2 separate regions of the Homo sapiens genome follow, and region 1 is linked to region 2. The links are chromatin loops, found by intact Hi-C in ENCODE. Cell type or tissue: heart left ventricle. All regions are shown on one strand. Each heading gives the region's core, and the rest is flanking DNA. Links, peaks and the distances in the headings are about the cores only. Region 1 overlaps LINC02945 (long intergenic non-protein coding RNA 2945). Region 2 overlaps NEUROG2-AS1 (NEUROG2 and ZGRF1 antisense RNA 1).

The links. Peaks named below come from ENCODE experiments on the same cell type or tissue, not always from the same donor. Only the 100,000 strongest peaks of a DNase experiment are listed, where the experiment ranks them.
Region 1: it touches region 2 in a loop (2.6-fold over the local background); 10 of 110 quality-filtered maps call a loop at or near these places.

What each region holds. Positions count from the first base shown.
Region 1 is chr4:112,069,445-112,079,294 of GRCh38, reverse strand. The region is part of intron 1 of LINC02945 (long intergenic non-protein coding RNA 2945); the gene reads left to right. It also overlaps the pseudogene TUBB8P3. Among named protein-coding and RNA genes, the nearest start is that of LINC02945, 38 kb to the left of the region's middle. RefSeq lists an enhancer at 1,954-2,003. In heart left ventricle, for the core only: CTCF peaks have their summits at 3,751 and 3,959 (motif pointing left); no DNase peak of the experiment used is centred there.
Region 2 is chr4:112,517,828-112,527,677 of GRCh38, reverse strand. It overlaps NEUROG2-AS1 (NEUROG2 and ZGRF1 antisense RNA 1), which reads right to left. Exons shown (of 4, transcript NR_161159.1): 2 at 2,369-2,499. LOC124900760 (a long non-coding RNA gene) reads right to left here. Exons shown (of 2, transcript XR_007058231.1): 2 at 7,721-9,850. Among named protein-coding and RNA genes, the nearest start is that of NEUROG2, 6.6 kb to the right of the region's middle. RefSeq lists silencers at 3,515-3,734, 4,385-4,504 and enhancers at 5,656-6,355, 5,304-6,444, 9,847-9,850. In heart left ventricle, for the core only: CTCF peaks have their summits at 3,421 and 3,621 (motif pointing right); DNase peaks (open chromatin) are centred at 3,617 and 4,507; H3K4me3 peaks cover 1,102 bases; H3K27me3 peaks cover 7,759 bases.

The sequences.
Region 1 (9,850 bases), core at 745-8,744, 450 kb after region 2:
ATTTTTCTAGAATCCTTATTGGTATAATCTGAGCCAGTGACCAAAACACACTATAACATGAAACATGCTTAATGAAAACTATGATAATCTCAATGTTGACATCAACAAAACATTAAATTCAAATAATATAATTATGAATCAGGAACATAGTGAAATATGCTGGATATCAAATGTGCTAACATCATGCTGTCGAAAGAAGAAAGAGAAGGTAAAGTCCAGGGTGATATAATCTAAAAGAATATTCAGTGTAATGTGCTTAGATGAAAAGAGGAGGGAAACAATGGAAGAAAATAGTTATCTCTTCTCCTTATCAGTCTGTGTTCTACTGGGAAAGAAAAGCTGAGGCTCCTCATTAAGTTGTAACCCGACTGGTTTACTATTCTGTTACTTGGTGATCTTCAGAAGATTTTGGCCAATATAAGTTGATAACTTCCCATAATAAAATATGCTATATTTCCTTTTTTTCTTCATTGGACACTTAAAAAAACATGTATTTTTATTAGTTTTCTTTTCTACCAAATCCAGTTAAAAGCAAAGAGCAGTAATCATATCTGAATGAGCACAAATGTACTTGCCAGTTGCTTTCCTCTGTGGCAACACTGTTGCTTGGGAAGGTGTCAGTGCTTTTATTATTGTTGCTGTTATTTTATCTTACTAATGATTTAATCACCCTCTTCAAAAAGTGTGAATTTCTTAGAGGATTTTCTTTGCCTAACTACTGTGCTTGGTGATGCAAAACGTGTATAACTTAGATAACTTTTTCTTTTTTACTATGAAAATGTTTTAATACAGGTGAGCACACAAGAAGTGCACACACAGAGAGACATAGCTTTCATAGAACACACTGGGAGTGAATAAAGAATTCGTATCACTTCTATCTAACAGAAGGCTCTACTAGGCCACCTCCTCCTGGGCCCACTCCTCAAACTCTCCCTCCTCCTGGTACTGTTGGTACTCAAACATCAGGTTGTTCCTGTTGCTCTCGGCCTCAGTGAATTCCATCTCATCCATGTCCTCACCCATACACCAGGGCAAGAAGGCCTTGTGCCTGAACACGGCAGTGAACTGCTTTGAAATGTGCCTGAACAGCTCCTGGATGGCCATGTTGTTGCCAGTGAAGGCAGCAGACATTTTTAGCCCTGGAGGTGGGATGTCACAGAAAGCTGTTTTCACATTGTGGGGGATCCAGTCAGCAAAGTAGCTGCTGTTCTAGTTTTCGCTGTTAAGCATTTGCTCGTCCACCTCCCTCCGGGACATGTGGCCCCTGAAAATGGCAGCTGCCATTAGGTAGCAGCCTTGCAGGGGTCGCACCGGCAGTCATCATAGTCTTGGCATCAAACGTCTGCTGGGTGAGCTCAGCCACCATCAAGGCCCGGTACTGCTGGCTGCCCCGGCTGGTCAGCAGGATAAAGCCAGGCATGAAGAAGTGCAGGTGGGGGAATGGGACCATGTTTATGGCCAGTTTCCCAAGGTCAGCATTCAGCTGGCCTGGGAAGTGCAGGCAGGTGGTGACCCCACTCATGGTGGCAGATACCAGGTGGTTCAGGTCACCATAGTTGGGTGTGGGCAACTTTAGGGTTCTGAAGCAGATGTCATAGAGAGCTTCATTATCAATGCAAAAGGTCTCACCTGCATTTTCTATGAGCTGGTAGACTGAGAAAGTGGTGTTGTAGGGCTCCACCACTGTGTCGGACACCATGTACATGAAGAAACTGCCAGCCACCTTTACACTAGGTGCACAGAATAAATCAAACCAACTTTTCTTCTTCAGAGAAGAGTCACTTGAGTGCCCCACTAAGTTCTGAAACATATGGTAATTAGGCCCCCATGGCCCTGGAGGAAGTGTGTAACAAAAACTTTTTGTGGCTTCAAAGTTTCTTCTCTTCAGATCCCACTGTCTGCTGACAGGGCCAGCCTTAGGGTGTGAGAACAGTGCAGTCACACAGGATCCCCAGCTCAGAAGGGCCCCATAACTGGGCTTAATGCTCAGCAGTTGCTGTCATGACATTCCTTGTAGTTTTATTTTAGAATTTGTATTTTCATAAGTGAAGTCCGATGGAAAAATGGAGCATGTGCCAGGGACATGGAGCCTCAGCTCCCTCTCGGTCCCCCTCCTCCCACTTCCCCAGGATGGGTTCATGGCTACCTGCTTCCTATGCCCTCACACCCTGGCCTCACCCTGCCTCTTCCTCTCTGCTTGTACCCCATTAACTGATGTGCCTTCTGCTTGAGGTGGTCACCTCAAGGGTGTTGGGGTTGAGATGGGCAGCATTCTGCCATTGCCTTTTTCCCCTAGTGGGGGCTTGAACACCGATATGGGAGGTTCAGGGTCGATGTGTGCCCCACAGCATCTCAGGGCAGGGCGAGGTGGTGGCTGTCCCTGCCCCAGGCTGGTAACTCCACGGTACATTTGGTGAGTGAGTTGGCAGGAAAGTCTTTGGCCCACCATATCCAGACACTGAATGCATGGCATGGAGGTTCCCATTCCGTGGTGGTTGCCCATCCACTCTGGGTTGGGACAGTGGGACCATGGAACTGTGGGAAGAGGCGAATGACCTTTCCGCCCCTGAGTAGGGCACAGCCTGTCAGTTTGGTGGATGCAGAGAGGTCGTGGGCTACATGCATAGGGTCACAGGCAGGGCTCCTGGGCACCTGTGAAGATCTGTACTTGCCCTGCAAGTATTCCCATGCCTGAGGGAGCATAACTTTAAATAGCAAATAAAAATCACCATGACAGGAGAAGAGAGAGAGACTGTGGAAGAAAGGAAAACATTTAATATAGTAGTACTTTTACTGGCACTCTTTTCCTGACTTTTGAACAAAAGGTCCTGAATTTCCATTTGCATTGGGCTTTGCAAATTATGTGGCTGGTCTTGTCTGCAGAGCTTGTTACTGGGTGGTTGGGGGTCAGTGAGCCTTTTGGGAGGAAAGGTCCTGGAGACTTCTCTGATGGACAAAAGTGTCCTTGACTCACATCTAGTGGCAGGTAAGGGCCACAGATCTACATAGGAAAACCTGTGAGAAAAGGTGGACCCTGGATTTTTGCTCTTGCACAGCCATCAGGGCCTAGAACAGGCACCATACATTCAATTGGCTGTGGCAAGTAACAACCAGCATCAGGGAATGTGGAGTGGAGGGCACTGCAGCGAAGTGCTTGCCTTGAGCAATCTGATATGGAGGAGGTGAGAGATGCTATTGCGATTCAGCCCCAGATGGTGTTGCTGTGCCGGATAGGAGCTCAGTACTGCAGTATTATCCAAGAGAAACTGGAGATACAGCTTGTTTGGGTGAAAAATTTTTATAAATTAAAAAAAAATTTTTTTAATGAGACAGTCTGGCTCTGTCACCTAGGCTGGGGTACAGTGGTGTGATCTTGGCTCACTGCCACCTCTGCCTCCTGGGTTCAAGTGATTCTCCTGCCTCAGCCTCTTGAGTAGCTGGGATTACAGGCACACGCCACCATGCCCAACTAAATTTTTGTATTTTTATTAGAGAGGAGGTTTCACCATGTTGGCCAGGCTGGTCTCAAACTCCTGACCACAAGTGATCTGCCCACCATGGCTTCCCAAAATACTGGGATTACAGGCGTGAGCCACTGTGCCCGACCTGTGTGAAAATTTTTATATGAAATTTCAAACACAGTATGGATAAACAAAATATTTCAAGGAGACATATTTGAACTGGGGCCCCTTTGTTTGCAGGTCATGGGGTAAGTTGGTTCTGACATAATATGTTACCAGGGCTGTAAACCCCTCTAGACTCAGCCACCCTAGCCTGATTTTCATGCTTTGAGAAGAAAACTGGACATCTGAGTAGGAGATTGAAGAGCCCTGATTTACACTCAAGTGTGCAGTTATACAGGGTCTGGGTCTGTAAAGGATTTTGCTGAGGATAGACATGCCACCGCCATCAGATTGTGAATGTATATTAGGTTTCAACAACGACATCTAGTGGCAATGAAAGAAACAACAGCCTTGCTGAGCCCAGGAAGTTTTCTCCATCAGCCAGGAGTTTAGAGTGAGTAAGCCACTGGACTCAAGAGTGGGAAAGGGTAGGTCTCAAGAGAGAGATAATGGATTTTCTATTAATACAGACAAGTGGGGGAGAGGGTGATTCCATGGAAATATACAAGATATGACCAAACATGCATTCCAAGCCAGTTATATGGGCCATTCTAGTTACATTACTACTGAATTGTTTTGATTAAATGCCACAGAAGTTAAAATAGCAAACTTTCATTTAAGTTTTCCTCTTATTTATGGAAATTCAATAGGACTATTTCAGGAAGGCTTAATATTAGTATCAATTTTTAGTAAATGTTTTATGACTTTATAGTCAGATATTGACCAGTAATAATATCATTTAATATATCTTACACATGATCTTAGTCAAAAGGCAAAGAAGTGATATATGTGTTCAATATATAATAAGCAATAAATAATTACTGAGTCTGGCACAGTTCTAGGCTAAGTATATGTATTAGGTGTCTTATTTGACATTTAAATTCATCATAATATTTCTTGTGTTTTAACTTGAGGGAATGCAAAGAAATAAAAATATGAGATTCTCCCTTAGGTATTCATGTGCTGTATAAATATTTATTGAGTATGCACCACGTACCAGATTAGATGCCGGGATACAATAGCAAGTAAGATGTTTATACTTGCTATTTTCATGGAGCTTACAATCTAGTATGGTAAGTGGTATTAGGCAAACCCTTAGCACAAATAATTAACATCAATTGTGTTAAGTGCTATGAAGGAGAAGCATACAGGGAACTGGAAGCAGGTTTGGGGGTCAAGGCTCAGCAATCGAAGTAGACAGTAATTAGCAATGAGGCTGAAAAGGAAGTTGAGACTAAATCATGTAAGGCCTTGAAGGTTGTATCCAGGATTTAGCTTCTTATTCCAAAAACAATGTACGGACATTGAAGGATTTTAAGCAGTTAAGTGCCATAATCAGATATTAAAAAAAAAAAAAACCCACTCTGGCTTCAGTGAGTAAAACAGATCATACCTACATGAGAAAATCAACACGAGAAGCATTGCTTGAACATATAGGACTTTTGGAATTAACTATAGAACTAGGCACATCAGGAAGCAATGTTCAAGTAAAATTACTGCTTTGTGTGTATTATGGGATAAAATAAGAGGTCTATGTTGGGTGTTTCATTTTATCAGATAAAATTTTAATTTTTTTTTATCATGAAGGAGTCAAAGGAGTAATTTCCTGTCCTTCTTTTTGCAGTGTTATTAATGTCAGAAGCTGACAGATTAAAAAATGATGTTCTACATGGACAAAGCCTGGCATATTTGTAACTTTCAATATGTAGCTATGATAAACTGCATTAATAGCTAAGGAAATGAGTTTGGATTTAAAGGATACTTTTTTCTTGGATTGGATTTTGGTTGGAAAAAAGGATCTTAGGTAAGAAGGATTTTTTTTTCCCATTTACTGGGGGAACCAGCCCCAGTATTTCAACATAGGTTCTTTTCTATTTTCCCTAAGTGTTGGCTGGTCTGAGAAATAAAGAGAAAGAGTACAAAGAGAGGAATTTTACAGCTGGGCCTCTGGGGATGACATCACATATTGGTAGGACCGTGATGATGACCCCGAGCCACAAAACCAGCAAGTTTTTATTAGGGATTTTAAAAGGGGAGGGGGTGTATGAACAGGGAGTAGGTCACAAGGATCACATACTTCAAAGGGCAATAAAGATCACAAGGCAAAGGCAAAATTAGAAATACTGATGAGGGTCTATGTCCTGCCATGCACGTATTGTCTTGATAAACATCTTAACAGGAAACAGAGTTTGAGAGCAGATAACTGGTCTGACTAGAATTTACCAGGCTGGAATTTCCCAATCCTAGTAAGCCTGAGGGCACTGCAGGAGACCAGAGCGTATTTCAGTCATTATTTCAACTGCATAAGACAGACACTCCCAGAGCGGCTGTTCATAGACCTCCCCCAAGGAATGCATTCCTTCCCCAGGGTTATTACTTGCTGGGAAAAGAATTCAGTGATATTTCTCTTATTCGCACGTCCGTTTATAGGCTCCCTGCAAGAAGAAAAATAGGGCTGTATTCTGCCCAACCCTGCAGGCAGTCAGACCTTATGGTTGTCTTCCCTTGTTCCCTGAAAATCACTGTTATTCTGTTTTTTTTTTAAGGTGCACTGATTTCATATTGTTCAAACACACATATTTTACAATCAATTTGTACAATAGTGATCCTCAGGTGACGTACATTCTCAGCTTACAAAGATAATGGGATTAAGAGATTAAAGACAGGCATAAGAAATTACAAGAGTATTAATTTTGGGAAGTGATAAATGTTCATGAAATCTTCACAATTTATGTTCTTCTGCCTCAGCTCCAGCTGGTCCCTCTGTTCAGGGTCCCTGACTTCCCACAACACCCTTCATAGTGATATGATTTGGCTCTGTGTCCCCACCCAATCTCATCTCGAATTGTAATCCCCATGTGTTGAGGGAGGGACCTGTAATCCCCACGTGTGGAGGGAGGGAGGTGATTGGATCATGGGGGTGGTTTCCCCCATGCTGTTCTCATGATAGTGAGTGAGTGCTCACGAGATCTGATGGTTTTATAAGTGTTTGGAAGTTCCTCCTTCATTCTTCTTTCTCCTGCTGCCTTGTAAAGAAGTTGCTTGCTTCCCCTTCAGCTTCTGCCATGATTGTAAGTTTCCGGAGACCTCTGCAGCCATGTGGAACTGTGAGTCAATTAAACCTCTTTCCTTTATAAATTACCCAGTCTTGGATATTTCTTTATAGCAGTGTGAAAATAGACTAATACACATAGATATGGTAGGCTTTTTAGAGAAAGATTCATAGTATATGAAGTAATAGATATTATTACCACTAGTTCTACTAGTACTGATTATGTGCTGAAATTTTATTGTAAACTCTCTCTGCACACCCAACCACACACAAACACGTATTTATTTCATTTATTCCTCACAAAAACCCAATGCTGTATGTACTATTATTATGTTCTTTTTAAAGATAAGGAGACTGAAGCACAAATAAGTTAATTACTTTATCAAAAATCACATAGCTTATTGATAATGTGGCCAGAATATAAAACAATATTTGATTCTAGAATGACTGTTCATAACTATTACTTTATATTGCCTTCCAAGATTGAAACTAAAATTTTCAATTATGGAAAAAATAATACATCTATCCAGTAAACATATCACCAAAGTTATCCTTCTTTAGGAAAATTAAATAAATATAGAGTAATAATCCCAATTGTACAAATTTCAGAAATGTTTATTTGAACTGTAATAGAATGCTTCAATTTTAAGAAGAATGCCCTATTATTAGGTATACATTTTGCAATTACTTTTCCAGAATATTTAAAGTAATTTGATTTACAAGAAACTTTTATGAGTGTACCCATTACTTAATGTCAAGAAATGGTAAAATTAAGTGAAAGTTTTCCTCTTGACATTCCTTATTTTTGCTTTCTTTATTCTACTTTATTCTATTTTCCTTTTTGGCACCCTTTGAGTATTAAATAATAAAAGAAGAAAGAAGAGGAGGAGGAGGAGAAAGAGAAGGGAAAGGAAAGAGGAAAGTGGGTGGGCGGGCAAAGAATACAAGTTGGATATATTGCAGATAATTTTTAAGTGTATATTTTTGAAATAAAACTATCTAGTTCTCTGATTTTTTTTCTCATGGTCCACAAAACTGTTCATTTAGTTACAAATTAATTTGTCATTGTTTTTACTTTTTAGGGAAGTATACAATTACCTTTTTATTGTTCGTAAATTTTTGAGGTTAGTGTTATTTGTTTCCAATCCTTGTTTCTCTGATTTTATTTCAATTTTAAACAATCCTTTCATCAACAATACACATCTTTTAAGATACCTATTTGAAATATAAGAATATGTTTATGATACCAATACATGTATGTAGTATACATAAAAATCATTACCTTAAATATACATTAATTTATCTCATTTCCAAAGAAATGAAATTTCATGTTAATTTCACTACTTTAATTTCTTTTTGGAAACAATATATAGATGCCAGTTTACTATCTCCACCTTTTTCTCTCTTAAAAATTATTATAAAATATAAGACACATTCAGAATTGCACTTAAAGCGTAAATACACAGCTTAATAAACTATTTTAAAACAAATAACCACAATCCACATTTTAAAAAATGCTGCTCCAGCTTCCCCAAAGCCCATCTGGGGCTCGCTGAAAGCTCTTTCTTAATTACCAACCTCACTAAAGGTACTCACTGGCTTGACTTTTTCAAGAGTATTTTTAAAAATTGACATATACCTTGCACAATATAAAATTCACCAGTTTAAAGTGTACACTTTATGGTTTTTAGTGGATTCACCAAGTTGTGCAACTATCACCATTAGTTAATTCTAGAACTTTTCAATTCCCTCCTTCCCCCAGATCCTGTATTTATTAGCAGTTTGTCCCAAATTCTCTCTTTCCATAATTTCCTTTCTGTGTCAGGATTTGCCCATTCTGGACATTTCCTATAAGTGGAATCACATGTGGTCTTTTGTGTCTGGTTTCTTTCACTTAGCATTATATTTTCTTTATTTTTTAATTTCATTATTATACTTTAAGTTCTAGGGTACATGTGCACAATGCGCAGGTTTGTTACATATGTATACATGTGCCATGTTGGTGTGCTGCACCCATTAACTTGTCATATACATTAGGTATATCTCCTAATGCTATCCCTCCCCCCTCCCCCCACCCCATGATAGGCCCCGGTGTGTGGTGTTCCCCTTACTATGTCCAAGTGTTCTCATTGTTCAATTCCCACCTATGAGTGAGAACATGTGGTGTTTGGTTTTCTGTCCTTGGGATAGTTTGCTGAGAATGATGGTTTCCAGCTTCATCCACGTCCCTGCAAAGGACATAAACTCATCTTTTTTATGGCTGCGTGGTATTCCATGGTGTATATGTGCCACATTTTCTTAATCCAGTCTATCATTGATGGGCATTTGGGTTGGTTCCAAGTCCTTGCTATTGTGAATAGTGCCGAAATAAACATACGTGTGCATGTGTCTTTATAGCAGCATGATTTATAATCCTTTGGGTATATATCCAGTAATGGGATGGCTGGGTCAAATGGTAATTCTAGTTCTAGATCCCTGAGGAATCGCCACACTGTCTTCCACAATGGTTGAACTAGTTCACAGTCCCACCAACAGTGTAAAAGTGTTCCTATTTCTCCACATCCTCTCCAGCACCTGTTGTTTCCTGACTTTTAAATGATCGCCATTCTAACTGGTATGAGATGGTATCTCATTGTGGTTTTGATTTGCATTTCTCTGATGGCCAGTGATGATGAGCATTTTTTCATGTGTTTTTTGGCTGCATAAATGTCTTCTTTTGAGAAGTGTCTGTTCATATCCTTTGCCCACTTTTTGATGGGGTTGTTTGACTTTTTCTTGTAAATTTGCTTAAGTTCTTTGTAGATTCTGGATATTAGCCCTTTGTCAGATGGGTAGATTGCAAAAATTTTCTCCCATTCTGTAGGTTGCCTGTTCACTCTGATGGTAGTTTCTTTTGATGTGCAGAAACTCTTTAGTTTAATTAGCTTCCATTTGTCAATTTTGGCCTTTGCTGCTATTGCTTTTGGTGTTTTAGACATGAAGTCCTTGCCCATGCCTATGTCCTGAATGGTATTGCCTAGGTTTCACTTAGCATTATATTTTCAAGATTCATCCATGTTGTAGCATATGTCAATACTTTATTCCTTTTTATAGCTGAGTAAGTATTTCATGTTATGAATATACTACATTTTGTTTAACTATTCTTCAGTTGATGGATGTTTAGGTTGTTTGCACT
Region 2 (9,850 bases), core at 518-8,517:
CATGATCTTGGCTCACTGCAACCTGGCCACCTTCCAGGTTCAAGAGATCCTCCTGCCTCAGCCCCCCGAGTAGCTGGGATTACAGGCAAGAGCCACTACGTCCAGCTAATTTTTGTATTTTCAGTAGAGATGGGGTTTCACCATGTTGGCCAGGCAGGTCTCAAACTCCTGACCTCAAGTGATCCACCTGCCTCAGCCTCCCAAAGTGCTGGGATTACAGGTGTGAGCCACTGCACCCGGCCGGAAAAGGCTTTTATTTCAATGAGGCACTACTCCTTTTTCAGAAACAGTCCCTCTGTGTTGCTCAGGCCATAGTGCAGTTGCACCATCTGGTTCAGTGCATCCAGGAACTCTTGGATTCAATTAATCTTCCTGCTTCTGCCTCCCAAAGTGCTAAGATTGTAGGCATGAGCCACTATGCCCAGCTGGAAACACAACATTCTTGATGCCAATTTTATAAGACACTGAGAGCCAAAGGAAGACTCAGAGAAGAAATCAAAATACCATGTGACTTTTTGGGTGGCCAGAAATTTATCTTAAGAAACAACACGCTGAAACCTAATACAATTTCCTTAAACCTCTGATCATTTGTTTTCTGAGAATATTGTTGGTCTCAAATCCAATGTAACTCAAATTATTTGAAGTATAAGAATAAGACTAGGCCGGGTGTGATGGCTCATGCCTGTAATCCCAACACTTTGGGAGGCTGAGGTGGACAGATCTCTTGAGCTCACGAGTTTGAGACCAGCTTGGACAGCATGGCAAGACCCCGTCTCTGCAAAAAATACAAAAATTAGCTGGGCATGGTGGCACACTCCTGTAGTCCCAGCTACTCAAGAGGCTAAGGTGAGAGGATCACCTGAGCCAGGGAAGTCGAGGCTGCAGTGAGTGAGCCGTGATCATGCCATTGCACTCCAGCCTGTATGACAGAAGCGAGACCCTGTCTCAAATAAAGAAAGAAAGAACTCACCAAATTCATGCAGATAATAAAATTATAATTTTCTCCACCTTTTAGTGGCATATTAGAATCTCCCCAGCTGGGAAATTTGAAAAAGAAACAAAACAAGGTGAAAGCTGTCTTCTACTTAGGATATTAATAGGGTTTGGGTTTCGGTTAATATTGACATAGAGTTTTATTTTTTATTTCTAGTCTATTTTGTTTTTACAAAATTTCTTAGTAGACTTTTACCATATAGCCTTAGAAAGGTATCTTGATTTTTCTGTACATTATTGTATTGTGAGATTAATCTTTTTCTTCCTTCAAGAGAAAATGAAGCCTCAAATCCTCAAAAATAAAAACCCTGGAGAAAAAGAGAATTTGCTGAGAAGAATGCCATTATCCTCTTGCAAATCCTTTCCTTTCTCTTATTCTCAGTCCTGCTGTCTCATGCACCCAACAATAATACAACATAGTTTCAGCGTGGTGACTGGTGCTATAAAAATGCAGTTAAATAGAAACCCACAGTTGTGTCCTTCAGGATAAAGATGGCTTCTGTCACAGAGAAAGCCAAAAGCCTAACAACATAGGAAAGCAAAACTCAGAATCAAGTATTTTCTGAATCCTGATTATTTTTAAAACAGTAGCCATAGATGCTATATTTCCAAGCACAAAATGAAAAAGGAAAGTTTTTAATTATGGCTGAGGGCAGGTCAAGAAGAAACACATTTAAGAAAGATTAGACACAAAGAATTTCCCGCTGGCAAGTGTTATTAAATAAAGGAATGTATTACTTTGAGACTTTTTTTTTTTTTTTTTAATCTGGCTGGGCACAGAGGATCATGCCTGTAATCCCAGCACTTTGGGAAGCTGAAGCAGACAGATCACTTGAGCCCAAGAGTTCGAGTCCAGCCTGGACAACATGGTGAAACCCCGTCTCTACTAAAAATACAAAAATTAGCAGGGTGTGGTGGTGCTGTCTGTAGTTACAGCTACTCTGGAGGCTGAGGTGGGAGAATCGCTTGAACCTGGAAGGAGGAAGTTGCATTGAGTGGGATGATGCCACTGCACTCCAGCCTGGGTGACAGAGCAAGACCCTGTCTCAAAAAACAAAAACAAACAAACAAAAAAAATCAAGTATTTCTTTAGAAATCCACCAGAACCCTATGATGAGGTCTCATCTCTCTGAAAAGTTATGTGATCCAGCATTGAGGAGCTTTCCTTTCTCTGTCCAGCCCCAGGAATTTTGATTTAACAAGAATACTGAAATTGCAATGTATGTTCCTCTTCTCTACAACAGTGTTTCCATTGATAGTTCAAGAATGAGTTTTAAACGTTTGTCTTAAAATTACAGTATCCCATGTCAGTGCAAATGGCTCAACTCCTGGGGCCTTAATTTTAACTGTGGATGAGTTCTACGATATAACTTACCCCACTTCAGACATCTCTGAACTGAAATTTCCTTCCAATGTTTGACAGAGACTACAAAAGAAAAGGCATTCTCCAGAAGGCTGGCATTTTAAAAAATAACAACTTCTGATTATGAATGTTCCAGTATTTACCTAGAAAACACAGAGATAAAAACTTAACTTACCACTACTCAATGGAAAAAAAACCACTATGAATATATTTTTCACTCTAGGATGTATGAGCTTATATGTCTGTCCAATCATTTAGATACAAATATCTATAAACTGGGGTCATACTAAACATTATGAGATTAAAAAATTAAATATCCATCAGAAATATAATTTTAATGTCTGCATGACATTTTGTTATTGTAGCAATTATATGTAAATACATTTACTACCAAAATTTTGTAGTAAACTATTGTATAATGTATTATTAGTCTCTACTGTTGATAAATGTGGGCAACTTAAATTCGTTCCAATTAACAGGTAAAGTGGTAAAATGGTAAGTCCTTAAGTTACCTTAGATCCTTGGGAAAGCACAGTAATTTGTTGACGAAGTTAAGGACAAGTAAAGTCAAGTGGGAAACAGATGAAAATGGCGAGCGGAAATAGAAGTTTGGGTGTCTGGACCCATGAACTAAGGCCTAAGGCAAATGATGCTGAACGCCTCTCTGTCCCCGCCCAACGTTTTACACTCGGGACATCTAGCTAAAAATGAACATCAAATACCAATTCGGATGATAATTAAAATGTACTGGGGGAACGACAAGCAGTCTGGAGAATGAATCTGAACGTGGCTCTGGGTGCGTAAAGAAAACATCTGTACAGACATGATATAATACACAAAGTCTGTACCCACTCAGTGCATCTGAGTCCTTTTGAGCCTGGAGACCAAGTCCTTTTCCCCAGCCTATTGGGTCTTGGCGTCACTTCTAGCTGATTTGCTAAATCCTCAAAACAAAAGAAAACGAAACCCGTGGGGCTTAAATCCGGTTGTTCTTAAACTTGGCAACTATCAGAACCCTAGGGGAGGTGTTTTGTGTTTGTTTCTTTCGGCTTTTGAAACTGCAGGTGAGGACGTGGCTGGGCACTGTGCGTTTGTAACCTGAGCCGCAGGTGAAGCTTCCCAGAGGGCGTCCCCGGACCGACCTCGAGGAGACCCCAAATCCACTGTCCCCCGGTGGCCGGCTGTCTTGGGAGCTCCCCCGCGGCCCCGAAGCCCCGCGGTGCTCTCAGGATACCCCCTCGACCTCCGTGCCCCACCAGGGGGCGCCCCGACTTCGCAGCGCGCCCGCCGTGAATCGGCTGCCCTCGGGCGGGCCCGGCCCTCCAGGACCAGAGCGCGTCCTGAAAACGCTCAGGTGCGGCAGGAAGGGAGTGTAACCCCGAGAGGGGCAGCAGGCTGTAGGGGGCGCCTCCTGCACACCTGTCAGCGCTCCGGCTCCCTCGGACACCGCTCTCGCAAAAGATCTTGTTTTGTGTTTTGTTTTAAAAGTCTTCTCCGCCCCCATACTGCTTGAAGGCGTAAATGAGGGAGGGGTGGGAGGGGTGGAAGGGGGAAACGGAGAAAAGAGACGCTGGCGGACTGAATACCTTCTTTAAATTACTGCTGACACCTCGGTTCCAGGCCCCTAAAATCTCAATCAACAATCTATTAGAACTCAACAGGAGTAAAACTAAATCCTCGTTTAAGTGTATTTATCCGATCTCCTTTCTCTCTTTCAAATGCTAAATCCATTTCAGCATATGCCCCCTTCTTTCTCTCGCCTTTCTCTCAAGATTGGCAGCCCATACCACTCTTGTAAATATGAAAGATGCTAATCATATGACATATCACGTCTCCGTCGGAGCCGGAATAAAGCCTTCAGATTTGGGATCATTGCCTCCAGACAACAGCTTCATCAGCCGGAAAGTTGGTTTTTTTTCTCCTTTCCTTCAACCCTCAATCCCTTCTTTGTCTGGAGGAAAATGCAGCCGACTCGAGCCACCCAGGCCATATGGTTCACTCTGTATTTTCTTAGTTGAATTCTGAATTGTTTCTGTGACTTGCGAAGTTTTTTTGGAAGTGCGTGTAAAGACATAGAAGAACTACTTGCGCAGGGAGCGCTGCCCGGGCGCACCGCGGCCGCCCCCTCCCGGCCTGGAGACCCGGCCCTGGCTCCTCCGCCGAGAGCTGTACTAGCAACTGCGTTATCGCAGGGTCGTTTCTACCAGGCAGGCCACAGCTGTCTGGTTCGCGCCTGGTGCTAACGCTGCGCCTCGCTAGGCGCCTGGCACTCGGTAGGCGCTCGAGAAATACTTCGGGGGGAAAGAAAGAATGGATAAATCAGCAATAAGTGTCAACCCCCAATGTTTTAGATTCTAAAGTATATCTTTAGATCCCTGAAAATAAACCATACCCCCGTCTCCCAACACTATTGCATTACACAGTTTTATTGTTACATACACGTATCCTTTTCTGATATATAAAACAATTTTTTTCTGTAGACACGGTCTCACTCTATTGCCCAGGCTGGAGTGCAGTGGTGCGATCTCGTCTCATTGCAACCTCCCGTTTCCGGGCTCAAGTGATTCTCCCACCTCAGCCTCCCGAGTAGCTGGGATTACAGGCACGTACCACCAAGCCTGGCTAATTTTTTTTTTTTTTTTTTTTTTTTGAGACACAGATTTGCCCTGTTGCCTAGGCTGGTCTCAAACTCCTGAGCTCAAGCGATCTCGGCCTCCCAACGCGCTGGGATTACAGGCATGAGCCACCGCGTGCCCGACCACTAAAACGATTTTTAATACCTTTTGAATGTAAGCTCTGTGGGGGTAGGAATGTGCGTCTTGTGCGTCGGTGTTTCCTGGGCCTAGTACAGTGTTTGACATACACTGGGTGTTCATTAAGTGTAGTTTGAATGTAGGAAGGAGAAATGATTCAATGAATCAATTAAAGTAATAAACTGATATCCTTTTCCCAAAAGGTACAGATTAAGGAAGAGTCTCTGCTAAAGATTCGAACTTATTTACCTCAACATCACCCTTTTAATTTGTATCAGCAACAATAAACGATACATTTATTTCCAGAAGAGAATTAAGTTTTGTTTTGTTTGTTTTGGGTATTTTTTTTTCCTTAGTGGGGAAAGGAGAGGGAAAATCAGCTTTCAAGATCTTTATCCATTTCTCAAAGTTCTGTGTTTTCCAGGTTAGGGACGGTCCCTGCGAGGGAGCAGGCTGCCAAATTTCCTTTCTCTCTGTCTAACTCCTTACACAAATCCCAAAGGGCCCTTTCACCAAATCATTAAATTCTACAGAGGTGGTCAAGCTCGCACTGCTTTTCATGAAACGCAGAAAGAAAAGGGTCCTTGAAGTTTAGAAGATGCCCAAGGAAAACTCCTTGAATGACATCAAAAGAATGAGTTTCCATAGCTGTTGAAGCACGAGGGCAGTGTATCCGCACAAAGGGGGATCGGGGCACTGGGACGGGCCCACCGCTCTGTCCCAGGACAATTGGGTCACTGAAATAGGGAATTAATTACCATTGGAGAGTGGGCAGCCCATTCACCACTGGCTGAGTTTTATTAAACGCCAATATAAATAACAAAACAACTCTTGTGGCTGCACTATTCCTACACGCCAAAGGAAGGATTATGCTGGGGATTAACATCTTAAAGTCTATGAGACTTTCTGACTCAAGGCTCGGAGCTGGTAATCGTGTTTGTCTCCTGGTTCAGCGATTAGTGCTCTCTTTCTTGCACTTTCCCCTGGATAGCCAATGTCCCTTTTTGCAGGCACCGAAGGGTGGGGAAGAGGTTCTCTCCCTAGTGGGCCCTCAGCTCTCCATTCACGCGCTGGCTGTTCTTTTCCCCTTACCTGAAGAAAACAATCAGAAAGCTGGCATGGATTGGCAAAATCTCCTACGGTAATTTCTTTCCTTCGTGGGAAAGAAGAGGGACATTTGGGTAGCGGGTTGCCTCAGGGATAAGAAGTCTGCGGAGCTTTGCCTTCCCCAGAGCAGGTGGGGATAGGGTATAGCGTCTGCGAAGAAGGAAGTGAGCCTCCTAGCACCTGCGGGGCCGATTCCGCGCTAGCAAGCTGACTGACCTTGTGTGTCAAGCCGAATCCCGGAATGTTTGGCTTGGAGGCACCAGAGCACGTCGTGCGGGCTTGGGGCCAGGGTCTCTAGAGTGGGGCTTGGGGCCTGGGGGATGATCTTCCCTGCCTTCTGTCTGCTGTGGTGGATGCCGATTCCTCGGACGCGATGAAAATACTGAAGGGGAGGGGCTGGCGCAGTGAAGCGCAGTTCAGTGACCTGGCCGGGACCTCTCCAGGGCTAGGTTCAAGCCGAATCCTCCCCGGACAGGATTCAAGGGGAAAACGTGGGGGAGACCGAGAATACCATGTGGGATGCAGTAACTGGGGATCGGGGCGAATTTACATTGTTTTCTCCTTGGCTTCCTTGGCTCCCGGATAGGGGACCGTCAGAAACTCCGAATTCACACTCATTCCCAGCGCTCACCACTATCAATAACGAATCCTAGCGTTGCAAGGGGTGCTCTGCGGAGAAAGCTAATTGTTTCCATACCAGGCTCTCCTGCTCTGGAAGCTGCGTTTCTAGCCTGCAGCGAAGAACTAGAGACCGTTGATGTAAAAGATGTTTAGGATTTACCAACTTTTTCCCGCCATCTTTCCATCTTTCTGAGAACTCACTCGGAGGATTAGGATTTGGGTTACAAAGCCCCCTTGTCAGGTACTTCATCTTGTTATTTTAGCAGAGAGTAGACACGCCATCTCCTTTGGCCGACGGTGGTTTACTGTGAATTGGGGGACAGGCTCGCTGGATAGCCAAACCTTGGCTTTTGTCCTCTCAGGGAAGGGCGCCCTCTTTCGCGCCCCCGACAGTCACCTGCAACAGCAAGGGACTAGCGCGGCGACCATTTGTCCTCTTTCGCAACTTGTGAGGTCGAAGTGTGGAGGGAATGTAGCCTATGGCTCCACAGCAACACCTACCCTAAACTTTAGGGCTTTTGGGTCGTCTCAAAGTTCAAGCTTCTTAGAAGCAACAAAGACTTTCTAAAGATCCCCACCCTCTCACCCCTCCCCTTACTCCACTTGTCTCTCACTACACGCACTCAGCTCCCTTTCTTTCTGAGGCTTGGGGATGAGTTTAAATCATTGTGCTCCCATTTCTTGAAAACTGTCTGCTTTGAGCTTTTGTTCTCTTAAAGTAGGATTCCGCACTGAAAGAAGGGCTGAAGATGAACAGTTTGACCCCTTAGGACAGTTCATGCAATGGACAGGAGCGGCCCTCGGTCACCATCCTGGCTGATGCTATTCACTCACTCCCCTCCCCCTTCACAGAACATTTCAGCCTCGTTTCATCTGGACAATCTTTTAGACCACACAAGTGCCTCTTGAATTTATTTAAGTTAAAAGAGTGCTAGAAGAGTACAGCTAAGGATATTTGGCATTAGTTATGCCTTCGCAAAGCTGAGTACAAATCGAAATTGCTTTCTTTTTCCTGCAAAACTAAGCAAAATGCTGAACAAATACAATTCTGTTATCTAGGCAACTGTGAGTATGAACAGTTGGTCTTTGGATTGTATGAGGTTGTCCTTGGGTGTTTCTTTTCTTTTTAAAAATGATATTTTTCACAGTGAGAAATATTTTCAGAAATGCTCTGTGATCAAGTGTAAGTCAGCTCTTGAAGGCTACAGTACAAACACACAACCAAAATTTTTAAGAGTTCCAGGGTATATAGAGAGCGTCTTTTTTTTTTTTTAACAGATGTACTTTTAAAAATTGTTTTATACTTTTTTTTACATTTTAAGTTCTGGGATATACGTGTGCAGAATGTGCAGGTTTGTTTCAACATGTGCTGTGGCGGTTTGCTGCACCTATCAACCCATAATCTAGATTTTAAGTCCCTGCATGCATTAGGTATTGGTCCTAATGCTCTCCCTCCCCTTGTCCCCCAGCCCTCTTCCCCCCACCCCCGCAGGCCCCAGTATGTGATGTTCCCCTCCCTGTGTCCACGTGTTCTCATTTACAGATGTACTTTTTATAGTAATCGGACATACATCACTGCATATGCCCAAAGAAGCCCTCATTAAAAAAAATAAAATTCTATAAACCCGATGATGGCTTTACGTTTAGTGATTAGAAATTGATTTATAGCAATGTTTGAATATGTACATAATCCTAAGTTTCTTGACATTGTTGGAATAGTTTTTCCTTTTGCAGGAAACTTCCAGAATAGGAAGTGTGTAGTTTACCTTAATACAATTTTACCATTACTAAGCATCTGTGTAGGATATACTTAAATATGCATTATTAACTTATCACTCACAGACAGTATAGAAGGTTTGGATTTTGTCACAGGAAAACATGTGCCCTTTCAGTGAGTCATAAAAACATAAAATCCTGGGAGAATAAAAAAACTGGAGAGTCAGATGTCCAAATACTGTTAACAATCAACTAAAGAAATCCATTGTGTGTTTCACTGGCACTAAGCATCAAACCCAGCTTGATCTCATTGTTATTTGGGGTTATATGAGGCTCACCAAGTTTCCCTTTAAGTCTCTACTTCTACTTAACTGGATTCCAATTCTGTTCTTCCCCCAAATATATTTTATCATTAAATCAACCCAGCACTTCCTAGCTAAACCAAAAGTTTAAAGCAACGTGTCCAAAGACAGGTATCTCCACTGACACTAAAATAAATTTTCCTTTGTTTTCATTACATTAATCTATTTTGGCTTGTATTTCTTTGCAGGCAACTCCTGTGAAGCGATATAGATATCTAAAGACTGAAAAACCAAGGTTCCTCCTATCATTCAGGTATTTGTTTTTAAAAGTCTTGATCATTTCCTCAGAACCTAGCTTTCTTGTCCTTATATTTTATTCAAATTTACAAACAAATTCTGTGTCTGCTCCCACATGTTCCTTCAGTCCCTACTGGACTGGACACATCCACATCCTTGGCAGGTTTTCTTTTAGGAGGACTATGAGAAGAGTGTTTTCTTTTAGGGGGACTATGAGAAGAGTATTTTCTTGTTTCGTATCAGTGATAATTGCCCATAAATTAACGCTCATGTGTACAGCAACAAAGGTAAGCACTTCTAGCATAATTTTTGCTTGGTCAGACTTTTTATGAGGTTCTGATTCTGCAGGTTCATGATAGACAGAAACCCAAAGATATGTGAGAGGCAGGTGTTGTGTGCTAGAAACATTGAAAGTGTCTCTCTTTTCTTCTTTCATTTTCATTTCTGCACTTCTAACACATGAAATTTAGCTGTTCTAAAATAGTCGAGGAGGAAACTGGCAAATGATGCTTTTATATTTTGGGAATTTGCTTTAAAAAGGGAGAATATGAAAACACAAACATCAAAGAGCAAAGTGGAAATCATGATAGTTTTCAAGTAATTCCAAGACAGAAGGAAGTCTGAAGTTTGAAGAACTGCAATGGGTAATGCTCCTTTTCACAAGTTTCTAATTTTCATTTTCTTTACTTTGTGCCTTC